Regions from separate parts of the Homo sapiens genome. Here region 2 is linked to region 1. A link is a loop called in an ENCODE intact Hi-C map of the cell type or tissue named here. Cell type or tissue: PC-9. All regions are shown on one strand.

Region 1 (2,500 bases):
CGCTCTGTCTTCATGCTCCGTGGTGAACAATCTCCATAAGAAGTTCATAGGTGTTGGACACGTGTGGCCAGGCCCTGGGCTTTGAAATCGACCCTGGTTTGCAGCTATATGGTTGATGCTGCCAGACACATCCAGATATGGAAAATCAACTTTATCCCAGGCTTTCTTGTGCCGCTCCTCCAGCCGCCTGCTCTGTTGGGTGCAGCTCCTTCTGTTCCATTTTGCTTCATGGGCTCTGGAAGGAGGAGTAACAGTGCACAGATGGCAAGGTGGAACCTCCCAACACAAACTGAATCTCTTCCTCCTTCTGCTCCTCATTGCCTGAGCCTACTGTTCTCCCCCGCCACCACCATTTCTATTTTCAGGAAAAAAAGGAAAAAACTTTGGTGATCTACAAGCTTTGGGTGACTTTTCCTTTGAGCAGGATAACCAGAGCAGCTAGGTGATTTTCCAAATGCTGGCTATGGCTAAACCCAGTCTCAAACAAAATCGGAAAATCAACATGTTTCTCTTCAGATTTTCCAACAACCCCTTTCTTCATCTCTCTCCAACCTACAAGCTGCCCTTCTCCACCTGACATCCCAGTAGTGGGTGACTTCCAGCAGCTGGAGGCACTTCCCACCTTCCCCAGACCTAGGCCTGCACATTCTTCTCTCCCTTCATCTCTGTCTCTTCAGTCTGAGAAGTTAGTCTGAGGCGTGACTGCTGCATCATCAATGACTGCGTTAGAAACCCCAGCGATTCACTGCTATGTTCTTTATATGTAGGATAGTTACTGGCACATGGAAGGCACCCAATATGTATTTGCTGAGTCAGACTGCAAAAGTGTGCAACTGGCTGAGACTCTTGGGGGTATTTGCACAGAGAAATAACGTAACGATAACGACTACTAGCTAACTGCCATTTACTAGTCACTTTACACAGTCTAAAAGCAGGATCTCGACATTTCTAACAGCTTGATGACCTCATATTTAATGTGGTTTTGTACAGAAATTTCCCTGGAACCCCACACATGACATTGTTTGGAGCGACTCCTTCCTTGCTTACCTATAAGCCTAATCCTGCGTATTGAGTCATTCTCTTCTTGAGCAAGTAGGACTTGTTGCTCTCTTGTCACTTTTCCACCAGTGTTCCTCTCTTAAGGGAGAGAAAAAGTTAAACATGCCTGCTTTTCAGTGTCTATAGACGATTGTGGAATGTTTGAGGAAAACCTTGGACTTTTTCACAGCCACTCCCTGTCTGGGCAGCCTCGGGTCAGCCTCCTCCTGCAGTTTTTCTTTCTGTTTTTCCCCTCTGTGTGTCCCTCCTAAGAATGTGGTCCTATTTCCTGGAGCAGGAGCCTGTCTGCAGGCATGGCTGGGAAGGAAGCCCTGGCCATGAGCTGGGCTGATGGCACCTCTGGAGCTGGCTTTCCGGCAGCTGGTGACACAGCGGGTCTGGCCTCATTCATTACTAATTGTTGACGCTGTGTTCGGAGGAACGTGTTAGTAACAGCACGTACCTTGATCAGCCACACTCAGGCCTGGGTGGAGGAGATAGGTGGTGACTCACACAGTGGTGGAAGAGGGCCTGGTCACCTGGGCTGCCCGAAAATGACAGGAAAGGCAGGGCCAGGAAAGGAAATCCCCCTGCACATCACCTCCCTCCCCTTCCCACTGCATGCTCCACCCCTGCACCACAGGCACTTGCTTCTCACTCCTCTGTGTTTTTTTGTGGTTTTTTTTTTTGTTTTTTTTTTTTTTCAGATGGAGTCTTGCTCTGTTGCCCAGGCTGGAGTGCAGTGGCGCAATCTTGGCTCACTGCAACCTCCGCCTCCCGGGTTCAAGCTATTCTCCTGGCTCAGCCTCCCAAGGAGCTGGGACTACAGATGTGCGCCACCACACCTGGCTATTTTTTTTGTATTTTAGTAGAGATGGGTTTCACCACGTTGGCCAGAATGGTCTCGATCTCCTGACCTTGTGATCTTCCTGCCTCAGCCTCCCAAAGTGCTGGGATTACAGGCATGAGCCACTGTGTCTGGTCTTTTTTTTTTTTAAGAGTCTCACTCTGCTGCCCAGGCTGGAGTGTAGTGGCATCATCATAGCTCACTGCAGTCTCAAACTCCTGGACTCAAGAAATCCTCTTGCCTCAGCCTCCTGAATAGCTGGAACTACAGGTGTGTTCACCATGCCTGACTAAGTACTTAAAAAATTTTTTGTAGAGATGCGGTCTCACTATGTTGCCTAGGCTGGTCTCAAACTCCTGACTTCAAGCCATCCTCCCATCTCAGCCTCCCACAGCAATGGGATCACAGGTGTGAGCCAGCATGCCTGGCTCCTGTGTTTTTACTTGTCATTCCCTGTGCTTATAATGCTCCTCCCTCAAATCTGTATTGGTTTAGTCTTCCTTGTGCATCAAAGCCCCATTCAAATATTTTCTCCCCTTTGAGACTTTCTCCTGTTCCCCCTTGCAATTGAGAAGCCCTTTGTGCAAAACCACACTCTGTAGACAATTACTAAAT
Region 2 (2,500 bases), 240 kb before region 1:
AGTGAGCAGGCAGGAGTGTCCATGGGCCAAGGCAAAATGGATGGAAACCAGCCAGCCAGTCAGGATGCCCTGAGGCACCAGCCCCTGCTCCCAGCAGGCCCAGGCTGGAGGCCTTGTATATTTCGGCTGCTCCAACAGTAGCCTGTCCTGGGGTCTGTATAGGGGAGCCCTAGACAAGAGCTGGGTAACAGGGGTGAGTGTTCAAGGTCAGGGTAGATTGCTTGTGAGCAAGCTCGTGCCAGCACCTCCATGGGTACTTTGGGAAATATCACACTTGAAAGATGGCTGGTTTGTTTATTGCCATAAATGATGCAAGAATCTGTGTAATTTTTAAAAACATGCCTCATTATATATCTAGTATCTAGTTGGTGATCAGGATCATCATTTTAGCTGGGTGCTTATAGTCCCAGCTACTCAAGAGGCTGAGGCGGGAGGATTGCTTGAGACCAGGGAGTTCGAGACTGTGATTGTGCTTGTGAATAGCTACTACACTCAAGCCTGGGCAACATAACAAGACCCATCTCTTAAAAAAATCATCATTCAATTTAAGTCTGGAGTCATGTTTGAGATACTTCTTGATTTTTAAAGGGCTAATATCTAGGATACTAAAGGGTCATACTAAATAGACATGCACTGTACTGTAAAGGGCCACTGCCTAGTATATCTTAAATAATAAATATTTGTCAAATGAATGAATGAAACTGAATTGACACAAACAGAAAGTCTAGGCCGGGTGAGATGCCTCATGATTATAATCCTAGCACTTTGGGAGGCCGAGGTGGGAGGATCACTTGCGGCCAGGAGTTTGAGACTAGCCTGGGCAACATAGTGAGACCCTGTCTCTACAAAAAATTAAAAAATTAGCCAGTGTGGTGGCTTGGGCCCAGCTACTCGAGAGGCTGAAGTGGGAAGATGGCTTGAGCCCATGAGTTCGAGGCTACAGTGAGCCATGATTGCGCCACTGCATTCCAACCTGCTAGGTTGGAGCAAGACCCCATCCATTAACAAAAAGAAAAAAGGGTCTATCCAGCAGTCCACCTTAGCTGTAAAGGATGCATTTCAAGACTACCTCAGTGGAGGCCTGAAACCTCTGATAGTAACGAATCCTGTATATATTATGTTTTTCCCTATACATAGATAATTATGATAAAGTTTATAAATTAGGCACATATGAGATGAACGATAATAACTAAACGTAGGGCAATTATAACACTATGCCAGCATCACAACTTTTGCACTTTGAGGCAATTATTAAGTACAATGAGGGTGACTTGAACACAAGCACTGTGATTTCTTCATAGTTGATCTGATAACTGAGATGGCATGGCTACTGAGTGACTCAGGGGCAGGTGACATCTGTAACTCAGGATACACTAGACAAAGTGGTGATTCATGTCCCAGGAGGGATGGAGCAGGGTAGTGAAAGATCTCACGACACTACTCAGAACAGCATGCAATTAAAAACTTATCAATTGTTGATTTCTAAAATTTTCTAATTAATATTTTTGGATCACAGTTGACTGTGGGTAATGAAAGCTGCAGAAAGCAAAACCGCGGATCAGAGGGGACAATGCTGCTTTTTGGAACTCTGTTAGGAGACCAACATAAACCGAAGAAACTACGAACTAATACATCATGAAATACTTCTTCTATTTGGGAGGTGGAGAAACCATCCCCTTCTCCACCAAAATGACACTTAAGAAAGAGACCCCAGGGAGGGTAGCAGTGGAATGAGGGTAGAAAATAACTGATGAAGGTCAGTTTCAGCCTTCCTGCCTCCAACCTTCTCACAGACTCCAGTGCAGAAGAGGATGTATTCAGCTTCCTAAAGTCTGTGTGTACCACTAACAGGTTAGGAAATGAGTTAAATGCCAGATTCTTAAATGTTGCATGTGGGAGGATCTGAAACAGAGACTTCAGTCACTTTGCCTCTGCCTTAAACACCCACACAACAGAAATGGATCACGGCATTGGCTGAGCAAGAGAGAAGAGCAGAGAAGCAAGAATACTAGAAGTTACTCTGTTTTTTATACAGGTCGTGCCTTCCTGATCTGAAAGTCTGAAATGCTCCAAAATTCAGAACTATTTGAGCTCTGACATGACTGCACAAGTGGAAAATTCCACACATAAATACTTAATACAAACTTTGTTTCATGCACAAAAGTATGTAAAATATTGGATAAAATTACCTTCAGATTATGTGTATAAGGTGTATATAAAATATAAATGGATTTTGTGTTTTGCCTTGGGTCCCATCTCATTGTGTATATGCAAATCTCATTATGCACATGAAATCGCAAATACTTCTGGTCCCAAGCATTTCACATAAATATTCAGCCTGTACCACATATGTATCCCCTTCTTTCCAAGTGCTTTACTCTTTATCCAAAACGAATCTTCCACCTCATTTGATGAGAATTAATATTTCCCCGGGTGAGCATGGGTATGAGTTAATTGCAATTTTCAATACTCTTTTAAGAAATATAGTGCTTAATTCCTT

Evidence for each region. Peaks named below come from ENCODE experiments on the same cell type or tissue, not always from the same donor. Only the 100,000 strongest peaks of a DNase experiment are listed, where the experiment ranks them.
Region 2: a loop joins it to region 1, with 4 times the contacts of the local background. A loop is called at or near these places in 3 of 110 quality-filtered maps.

The regions. Positions count from the first base shown.
Region 1 is chr10:25,061,135-25,063,634 of GRCh38, forward strand. It overlaps a transcript of ENKUR not described here. Among named protein-coding and RNA genes, the nearest start is that of THNSL1, 46 kb to the left of the region's middle. RefSeq lists an enhancer at 583-1,782. In PC-9, no CTCF peak of the experiment used is centred here; DNase peaks (open chromatin) are centred at 1,117 and 1,457; H3K4me3 peaks cover 799 bases; H3K27ac peaks cover 1,966 bases.
Region 2 is chr10:24,820,847-24,823,346 of GRCh38, forward strand. No RefSeq gene overlaps it. Among named protein-coding and RNA genes, the nearest start is that of ARHGAP21, 98 kb to the left of the region's middle. In PC-9, no CTCF peak of the experiment used is centred here; a DNase peak (open chromatin) is centred at 1,345; H3K27ac peaks cover 1,232 bases.